Linked DNA regions of Homo sapiens: region 1 is linked to region 2. Evidence: read pairs that join two places in POLR2A ChIA-PET (ENCODE). Cell type or tissue: Caco-2. All regions are shown on one strand. Each heading gives the region's core, and the rest is flanking DNA. Links, peaks and the distances in the headings are about the cores only. Region 1 holds the start of APELA (apelin receptor early endogenous ligand). Region 2 has its middle 53 kb from the start of SMIM31.

What was found. Peaks named below come from ENCODE experiments on the same cell type or tissue, not always from the same donor. Only the 100,000 strongest peaks of a DNase experiment are listed, where the experiment ranks them.
Region 1: POLR2A ChIA-PET joins it to region 2 with 13 read pairs; 2 of 35 experiments call an interaction of 5 or more read pairs at or near these places.

The regions. Positions count from the first base shown.
Region 1 is chr4:164,874,322-164,879,710 of GRCh38, reverse strand. APELA (apelin receptor early endogenous ligand) reads right to left here and starts at 2,533. Exons shown (of 3, transcript NM_001297550.2): 1 at 2,304-2,533; 2 at 702-791. The coding sequence starts at 2,379. The coding sequence ends at 703. In Caco-2, for the core only: no CTCF peak of the experiment used is centred there; a DNase peak (open chromatin) is centred at 2,540; H3K4me3 peaks cover 1,440 bases.
Region 2 is chr4:164,804,828-164,810,216 of GRCh38, reverse strand. No RefSeq gene overlaps it. Among named protein-coding and RNA genes, the nearest start is that of SMIM31, 53 kb to the right of the region's middle. In Caco-2, for the core only: no CTCF peak of the experiment used is centred there; a DNase peak (open chromatin) is centred at 2,406; H3K4me3 peaks cover 172 bases.

The DNA.
Region 1 (5,389 bases), core at 109-5,108, 69 kb before region 2:
CACTTTGGAAGGCCAAGGCGGGTGGATCACTTGAGGCTAGGAGTTCGAGACCAGCCTGCGCAAAATGGGGAACCCTCATCTCTACAAAAAATACAAAAATTACCCAGGAGTGGTGGCGCATGCCTGTAGTCCCAGCTACTTGGGGGGCTGAGGTGGGAGGATCACTTGAGCCCGGGAGGTTGAGGCTGCAATGAGCTGGGATCACATCATTACACTCCAGCCTGGGTGACAGAGCAAGACCCTGGGGGAGAGGGGAGAGGTAAGAGGAGAGAGGAGGAGAGGAGGAGAGGAGGAGAAGAAAAGAAACCCCGAAGTATTGATGGTAGTTCATTGCTGGTATGGGGCTGTTGGGTGAATACATCCAAATGCTTTCATACACACTGGTCTTAATAGGGGAATCGGCTCGTTCTGCATAACATCCGCAATAATATTAGCCCCCAAATAGCTGTTACTCAGATTCAACAGTTATCAAGATTTTCCTACATTGTCCTCATCTGTCTAATTTTCTTCCTTAACTATTAAAGCAATTCTCAAAAGTCATGTCATTCATTTAACTCTTTCATTTATTGGTATGCATCTCTTAAGTCTTGACATTGCCATAAGCCATTATCACATATTACAAACTGTGAAGAAACATTTCCTGGTATATCTAATTTGGAACACTGCCTAAATGTAGCGAATCTATTTTCTGTCAGAAATACCTCAGGGAAAGGGTACTCGTGAATGGAGAGGCATACATCTCCTCTGAAGGCAATTGTGTTTGCGCAGTTTTCTTCTCATGGTCAAATTAACTGAAGGAAAAAGAGAGAAGTATTAGGAGCATTTTTCAGAGGCTTAATTGTTGTTTAATCTAGACAATGCAAACATATTTTGGAGCCAAACTAGATTGTGGTTATTTGCCATTTGTTCAAATGTGATTATAAAATTAAAAACCAATGTGATGCATATACACAAGGGGTGTTCCTAACAGTTAATGTTAATAGCAAGATCTTCTTTTACTCCTATTTTTTTAACTCCATCGTTGAGCAACATAGCAACATCTTAATAGTAATATCCTCCTCCTTTTGAATGATTTTTTCCTAAATGCTCCTAGACCTTTTATTTTATGTAGTAAATTAATCACAAATATTTTGTAAGAACATTGTCAAAGCTACTGTGTATTTCTGAAAAGTATAAATGGTTTGAATAGTGACTGCTGTAAACAATGAGAAGGGATCAAGCTGCTTTCTCAGAGTTGCTGAATTGGAACTTTTTTCTTACTTATGTAAAAGCACAGACCAGGGGACATCATTCGAAATAAACTCACAGTGATCAAACTTCTAATTCACTAAAAAGCAAAGTCTGAATTTTTAACAAGTGATGCATCGTTTTCTGTTCTAACTGAAGAAGTATATTATCAAGTGAATAATTTAACATATTTGGATGTAAATATTACCACCTTTTTATTTAAAGTTGGGTTTGTGGTTCAGAAAACTTTAACTTTCTAATTTCTTTCTTTCTTTCTTTCTTTCTTTTTTCTGTTTCTTTCTTTCTTTCTTTCTCTCTTCTTTTCTCTCTTTTCTTTCTTTTTTTTTTCAAACTTACTGGTTCTTTGAAATCTTAGCTGTTTGGTTTTGAAGTAAAAGTACATTAGAATACTTTTGTGTACTAAATTTCTGTTGGTTAAGTACAATATACTTGATATCATCTTTGAAAACATGTCAAGTAAATTAATATTATGTATCTTTATCATACATATTTTTGATGCTTTTTAGCTGTATAAGCATAATAATAAAAACTGCACTTATTTGTTTTAAGTGACATGCCTAGTTACATAATTAGAAATGACAGCTATTGACCTGTTTTAAGATTTAATCTGCATTTTGTTGCATTATGCTTTTTGTATGTTAATTCAGCCCCTACTCTGGGCAGCAACATACTTTTTAAATAAACTGCTTTGGAGTTTGCATTTTACCTAAAAATCTATACATTTATTTACCTTTATAATGAATAGACGAACACTTCTGTTTCATTTTACTTGTAAAGACAACATAATCTGCAATAGCTTAGAGATCTATTTTCTTGGCATTTAGGAAAAATAGTGGTAAAATACTTATCATTTCAAAGTCCAGATGTTTTTAAAATATTGAAATAATAGACCCAACAGGATAGATAGCATACTTTCAAAATCCTACACATTTATCCCCAATACTACTAACTGCAAGCACACCTAAGTGGTTTTCAGATAAACACAATCATGCTCAGAGACCCAGGGATGCAAACAGGCAAAACAAGTTACTTGTACAAATGTATCAAAGGCCTACCTGGTCTCTGTCCGCTGATAAGGAGAAGACTCATAATAAAAATAAAAAATGCAAAAAGGAATTGCTGAAATCTCATTTTCCTACCGCACAAAAGTAGAGCAATGACTCTCAATGTAAACCAAACGATCTGTAAATAGTCTGTGCAATATCTGTGTGGCTGTCTTCACATTCTAGTGACAAACCTCAGAGAACTGCCAGCTGTGTTTTGCAGGAAGGTTAATGATCACATTAGACAAAGTTGCCGGTGCTCTGTGCTGTGGTCAGAGCCTCCCTCAGCCTCAAACCCCTCCTCCACTCCTCTTCTCCTTTCTCCTCGGCCACTCCCCTTTATTTCCATAAGCAAATATTGGTGAAATAAACCATTCAAGCATGCTATAACTTTAGTGGAAGTGTACTCCAAAAGCTCCAAGAAGAGAATGACTTAAATTCAATCTGGATATGAAGAAATACGTAAAACAAGACGTGACACTGCCTCCTCCCCTTACCATTTGCATCTGTTTAAACTTTGCCCATATTGGTCCCACATGCAGAAACCAGTGGAAATGACAGGAAGTCTCTCTTTTGTCTTTTTCAGAAGGAATTCTGAAGCTCTAACATAAGAGTCCCAAATGCTTTGTGGCAGAACATGTGCTGAAATGCTTTATCTTTACCAAACTTACTGCAAAGTAGTGCCTGTTTACACGAACTCTCCAAATTGCCTAATTCACTGGGTTTGTAACAGTAAAGATTTTTGGAATTTAGAATGTTTTGAAATAAATCTGCAAAACATATACATTTATATTAATATTTTGTAAAGTGCAGTTTTAAAAGTAACAGATTATTTTCATCTGCAAATGTCCAGGATTTTAAAAAAGGAAGTTCAGGCAAGCCACAAACTCATGAAATCTGTGTTCGGTTAAAAATTTATATGTGGTGGAATACCAGGCTAACATACCACAGTCACAGAAATTGGAGATGGAGAAAACAAGTCTTAGTTCATCTCCCAGTGAATTCAGAAAACACAAAAACAGTCTAGCCTTGTCTTTTACACACATGCACCAAGATCTCTTTTTGTTTCAAGTGCTCCCTTATATATCAGATACAGCTGTTATAAATGGAAATGACTATACTTATTATGTAAGTATAATAAATTCCATTTATAACATCCATATCGAACATATTTTAGGTAAAATGCAAAATGCCAAAAGAATAGTATAGGTATGCCTTGAAACACAAGTACAGCCAAAGTACTAGCTCTAAAGCATGTGTAATTTGTTTTGAACCATTAGGAATTTTGTTGTATTTGGCTTCTTTAGACTCAGGTAGTTGGTACATAACCTTGGGGCTTCCTGAGGTTTGAATTTAATGCACAATTTGTCTTGATTTTATAAGTCAATCTGTAAATTTCCCTGCCTGTCTAGTTAGGCATGAAGTTTATAATAGGCGATGGCATACAAAAATTCTTAAATTCACTTTATTGAAGTCTTGAGAATATATTGACCTGTTTGGGGACTGCAAGCATAGTGTTAAAGGGTCCTACTTTACCATGCTGTCCATTGCTTCATAAAATCAATGGAATACAATAGAGTTTGAACTCATGATATACAAGTGACTTAAGAATGGCAAAGAGTTTATTCAGATTTTTAAATCCCTCCCCATTTCCCGCCCCAGTCTTCTTAGTACAGCATTCAGGAAAACAGCATGCTAACAAAGTTGAATGTTAAATCAATAAGAGATCAATATAGATTTTGGCACTATATTTTCAGGCCAAGTTTTAAGTCTATTCAAAGGTTTAGTAGTGAGTCTTTATAGATAAGATAGAGACCTACCACAGAGAGCAAATATTGACTAAAATTTTTATATTTCATTACCAGGTGATCAACAATGAATTCCTAGAATATCACTAATATGCACCAGTGCTGTGGAAGATACATATCTCCACTGATCAGGACAGAGCAAACTGTTATATTTAAGTCATCTAACCACATAGAACATTATTTTTCTCATTAAAAGAAAAAAGATGTGATAAAATACCTGGTTTTCTACCTGAAAGAGTGATTATGTATTAAACTCATGAAAATTTACACATGATTTATTTACATGTTTTAAAATTAGTCTTTCAAAAAGACAAACAAAAAGATGTTGTTTAAATAGTTGACTTTTGGAGTATAGTAATAAAGTGATTATACAGTCAATGAGCAACTGAAATGTTAGACATGGAGGTACAATGAAAAGTGATCCAGCATTTCTGTGGAATGTGAGTCAACAATAGCAATAAATCATTCATCTTAGTACTGAATAACTAGGTATGGAGAAATATTGGTAGGAAAGTGTCAGAACAATGCAACTGGCTCTGCAAACAGCACTTTCAGCCTGCAAGTATAAGAGAACAAGGCATCTTCTTTGTTTACAGGAACACAAACCTAGACTTCTATCCTACAGACAGCCTTTGTGAGGGAGGCAAGGGCTGTGCCCCGGGCCAAATCCTATGTTAAGTGTGTTGCATATGTTACTTCGCATAATCCTCCCCAAAACACTCTGAAGTATCATGACTCCCTGTTTACCAGATGAGAAAACTGACAGCTAAAGAGGTGTAGCCTCCAAGGGCTAGATGACCGGAAGAGGAATAGATGGGATCCAAATTCCATAATCTCAGCCCTCAAACATTTCGCTATCCTCCCTTTTAAGGCCCCAATCCCAGTTCTTAAAAAAGAAAAAAAAAAAAAAAAAAAAAGCCTATTGAAGCTATTATAAAACAAAAGATAAGTTAGCAATATATTTCTTGTACGAGGTTGAATATTGTGCCCCATAAAATTTATGTCCATCTGGAACCCAGAATGTGGCCTTATTTTGAAATAGGGTCATTGCAAATGTAATCAGTTAAGATTGAGGTCATACTGGAGTAGGGTGGGTCCTAAATCCAATATGGCGGCTGTCCTTATAGCAAAAAGAAGAGACAGAGACACACAGGGACAGGTGGGGAGGAGCTCTGTGATGATAGAGGCAAAGATGAGAGTTATGCTACCGTGAACCAAGGAACCAATGCCAAAGATAGCCAGCAACCACCAGAAGTTAGGGGAGAGACATGGAACAAAATCATTCTCTGA
Region 2 (5,389 bases), core at 112-5,111:
AAAAAAGCAAATTCTTGGCTGGGTGCGGTGGCTCACGCCTGTAATCCCAGCACTTTGGGAGGCTGAGGCGGGCGGATCACCTGAGGTCGAGAGTTCTAGACCAGCCTGACCAACATGGAGAAACCACATTTCTACTAAAAATACAAAATGAACAGGGCATGGTGGTGCATGCCTGTAATCCCAGCTACTCGGGAGACTGAGGCAGGAGAATCAGTTGAACCTGGGAGGTGGAGGTTGTTGTAAACCGAGATCGTGCTATTGCACTCCAGCCTGGGCAACAAGAGTGAAACTCTATCTAAAAAAAAAACAAAAAAAAAAACAAAAAAAACAAAACAAACAAAAAAACTTAGTGAACGCTGTGAGTTAAAATTTCTTATCTGCATTAATTTCCAGTAAGATCATGTGAGTATTCTGATGACAATAATAATCTATGGAAGATCATTTTGAATTTGGCAGTGTTAAGTAAAATCCATTATTGAAATGTATTTAAGTTGTGTGTTTTCTTGATTTCTCAACCGGACAAAGACAATGCTATGTGTTCATCAAACCATTTTATTTTTGTCCTGAGCACATTGGAAGATGCATTTCCCAGTTTTCTTGCAGCTAGGTAGGATATCATATCACTAATTCTGGCCAATGGGATATTGGTGGCAACGATGTATGTATTTTCAGATCTGGTTCATAAAAATCTCTCACTTACACTTCTCTCCCTTTCTTATGGATGACGTGTTGAAGTGGCAACATCACAATGGAAGTAGTCTTGGTCTCTAAGTTCCCACTTGGACGTAAGTAACCCGACCACAAAACCAAATTGTCAACCATATTCAACATGAGAAATAATATATGCTCTCAGATGCTGAGATTTTTCTTTTTCTCCCCTTTTTAAATTTTTGTAAAAACAGTATAGCATAGCTTCCCCTGACTAATTCCCACTTCAGCCTGTGTGCTAAGGATAAGCAGGTTTTGTCCTCATATTGCTCAGCATTTTCATATACTCTGAAACACTCTCAGGTTGGAATAATATCTTCTCAAACTTTAACATCTTTATTAATCCTTATAAAATTGGCTGTATACTTTATTTTCCATGTGTTGTTGAGAAATTTGTGACTTACAGAATGTTAAGTGAAAATTGTAAGTAGTTAAAAGAAAAGATAAATTATACAAAAATAGACTTAAGACTGCCAAAGATTTGAAGAGAATTACAAGAGAAAGCAAGTGGCAAATTCCAAGGGAGTAAAAGTTTATATTCGATAACTGAAATTGGATTTCTTTTATATTAGAAGGGGATGAACTTGAAAAAAAGAACTACCAACAGACACTTTTTGGGAGTTAATCCAATCTTTTGTCCATTTTTTCCTTTAATTATTTTAAAACGGCTAGTTAATGGATACGTAATTCATACAAATCATACAGCATATTTTACTTTTTTAAATTTTAAGGATTTAATTTAATTAAAATTAATTTGTTGAATTATATATTATATCACATGGTTTGAAGTTCAAAAGATACTATATATGTATATCTATGTATATATCTATCTCTCTATGTATCTATCTGTATATTTTTTGTTTTGTTTTGTTTTGTTTTGAGATGGAGTTTCACTCTTGTTGCCCAGGCTGGAGTGCAGTGTCGCAATCTCAGCTCACTGCAACCTCCGCCTTCCGGGTTCAAGCGATTCCCCTGCCTCAGCCTACCAAGTAGGTGGGATTACAGTCGCCCGCAACCGCATCCGGCTAATTTTTGTATTTTTAGTAGAGACAGGGTTTCACCACCTTGGTCAGGCTGGTCTTGAACTCCTGAAATCAGGTAATCCACCCGCCTGGGCCTCCCAAAGTGCTGAGATTACAGGCGTAAGCCACTGCGCCCAGCTCTATCTCTATATATTTTTTACATACACAAAACAGATTTAATGAATCGGTATTCCAAGAAATGCCAAAGTGAGGTACCAAGACACCGGGGAAATTCCTTAAACACTCTATGCCCCAATTTCCTCTGTGAAGCAGAGGCAGCTATGGAGTCTTCAGGAGGATGGCATCGTGGGAGAACTCCATGAGGCCAGGTAAGGCAAGCACTTAGTCTTGCTCACAATAAATACTTAGGAGTAAAATCTACCCAAATGCAAAGACAGGATGCCAATGTAGTTCTTCCAGTATCAAATGAAGGTAATGGTGGCATTTCAAAAATCTAACCAAAGACATCTGCTTAGGGAATAAGAGGCTCAGGGTAAGATCTAAGGAATTCTAGCAAAACAAAAAACAAAAAAGCAAAAAAAAAAAAAAAAAAAACAAAAAAAACCGATAGGACTGATCCCAACACGAAGAGAAAACAATACAAATCCCAGGGAGGGAAATTCCAAAGTCCGCTAACATGAAAGGAATGCCTTCGTCCTCAAGTGTGTGGCGTCCACGCTGGGCTTTGTCCAAGCACACAAACCTCTTAGGCTGAACGCTTCTGTAGAGCTTCAAACAGGCTGACCATGAAAAATCCCGGCCTGCTAGAGGAAGCTCGCGGAGACAGAGATGGCATTTTCTTTGCCTATGTAGTTATTCTTCCACTTCCGCGAGCTCTGAAGATTTGCATTTTTGAGCAAAGGTATCTACCCCTCAGATCCAAGTTAGTCCTGGCAGATGAACCTCTGGAATTTGCTTCTCAGTAATAAAGAGGAGTTTTCTAACTACGTTCTCATGCCAACTAAGCTTCAGGTGGCTTAAGGCTGCAAAGATGCTGGTTCTCATCCAGAAAGGACCGATTTCTATTACTCCAGAGAAGAAGGTCTAATCATTTCATCTATGAACTAAGACTTTTCCTTGTTTATAATTTTTATTTTATTTTATTTTATTTTTTGAGAAGGGTCTCACTCGGTCACCCAGGCTGGAGTGCAGTGGAGCAAGATCATGGCTCACTGCAACCTCCACCTTCTGAGCTCAAGCAATCCTCCCACCTCAGCACTGCCCCCCACCTCCCTACTAGCAGCCGGGACCACAGGTGCAAATCACCGGCTAACTTTTTTATTTTTCATAGAGTTTCTACAGGCTGCCCAGGCCGGTCTCCTGGACTCAAGTGATCCACCCGTCTGGGCCTCCCAAGTGCTGGGCCCATGGTCGTGAGTCACTGCTGCCGGCTATAATTTTTTAAAGGAATCAATTTTGTTCCATTTAACATACATTCAACCAAGACAAATTATTAATATTTTCCTTTATGAAGAGACTTGGGGTTGGGCATGGTTGCTTATGCCCAAAGGCTGTATATGGAAAGGTCTCCTTCCCGCAATTGTTCACAGACCCTTAGTTCTCCTCATTAGGAACAAATAATGCTACCAATTTCTTGTTTACTCTTCCAAAGTTTATATGCAATTGTAAGCAATGACATATCTGTATCTACTCAGTTCTACCATTATAGCTTCAAAACAGTCATAGTCAATACAAAAAATGAATGAGCATGACTGTGTTACCAAAAAACCATATTTACAAAAATGGGGCCGGGTGCGGTGGCTCACACCTGTAATCCCAGCACTTTGGGAGGCCGAAGTGGGTGGATTACTTGAGGTCAGGTGTTCAAGACCAGCCTGGCCAACATGGTGAAACTTCGCCTCTACAAAAAATACAAAAACTAGCCACGTGTGGTGGTGCACGCTTGCAATCCCAGCTACTTGGGAGGCTGAGGTGAGAGGATTGCTTGAACCCATGAGGCAGAGGTTGCAGTGAGCCAAGATTGTGCCACTGCACTCCATCCTGGGCAAAAGAGCGAGACTCCACTCAAAATAAAATAAATAAACAAATAAAAATACAAAAAAAATTTTACAAAAACGGGTGGGCAGCTATGTTCTTAGTTTGTCAACACCTACCCTAAGGCATTAATGTTATGAGTTAATTTCTCTCCTGTGCAATTAGAATAGTACTAGTTATGCACAACCCTTCAGAAAATTGAAAAAACAGTCACTCAAATAATTTTTTGTATGGCTAATTCTCTTGTAAACTGTTGTTGAGAAAGGCTGTGGGATCTAGAAAACCATCTTGCAATTGATGTCAACTAGTCCCTTTGGAACCTGAGAGCTGTGTCTCTGGAAATGGTAGGCTGTGATACATGTGAGACCAGCCCCTTTCATTCCTGTTTAGTATCTTCAGTTTGTGATCTCTGTAATTTCACCTTGTCCCAGCCCCTGAAGTTGGGTTGGAAGCACTCACTGCTGCCTTCTCTGTTCTCCTTCTAATTCCCTAATGTACCCCACTTAATTGATGTAAACTGTATTTTTAAACAAACCTAACCTCATGAATAGTTGTTGTAACCTTTATTCAGTGGATGGGAAATTAATGGATAGAGCACTGAAGATATTTATTGATGGAGGAAGCTCATGTAATTTTTGAGAGAAAAATCGGTGGCCAGAAGATTAATGACTCAAGCTCAGTAGCAGAGCATGTGGGGTCCAGGCTACATACACAGGTTGCGCCTTCACAGTCACTTCTGGGTTACACAGAGCGGGATAAATTCTGAGACTGCGGAAAAACGCAGTTTACTTGTCTCTCCACATTTTTCTCTTCATGTTTTTACTTCCTGCAAGACTTATGGTCTTTTCCTTGTACTTTAATATCTTTTTCCACAAGGACTTAGAGCTGAAAGAAGAAAAAGTTAAAACTTCAGCTGATTGGTTTAGTTTCTGGTTAACTCTTCAAATAATAGATTAAGCTTGAGAGAAGCTTGAAACCACTGAATGAAGTCAGCTTTTGTATTATTTGTGAACCTTAGTTATTCTTTCTCTACTTCCAGGTAGCACAAATAACGGATTGTTGGTTTTACTTTTAGAAACATTTACATCTATTTTCCAGTCATTAGATAATAATCATTTTATTTGGATTGATAAATGCAGAGGTAACATTTTGAACCCATCTGTGTATTTCATCACTGTTATGAGTGCCTGAAATACAAAGGTCTTCTTAAGAATAAGTGCTTCTGAAGTCCTGTCCTTTCTTCCCAAATCAGAGCAAAAAGAAATAAAGTACTTCAGTCTTTTATCAGTTAAAATACTAACAGATAGAAAATAACAAAGAATAGACTGTTTTCCTGCCTATTGTAAGACAAAATGAAATGTTTACTGTTGGAAACACTATACCTTTTTTTAGCCTCTCTCCCCTATCTTCTTATTTTCCTTGATGGACTCTTTCTCTTATCTGAGCAAACTTTTTGTTTGTTTGTTTGACTCAGTCTCTCAGTGAACAGTATAGCGACCCATTAGCTCCAGCGTTGGACTCTGACTGTGTCAAGAGTAGAAGTTTGAAGTGCAATTCTTATCCATCATATTTCTCCAATTATTAACTCTCCTTTACTGCCTTTTAAATACTTCACAAAATGGAAACCCCTTTTGAATAAGAACAGCCGATTTTCTGGGAGATGG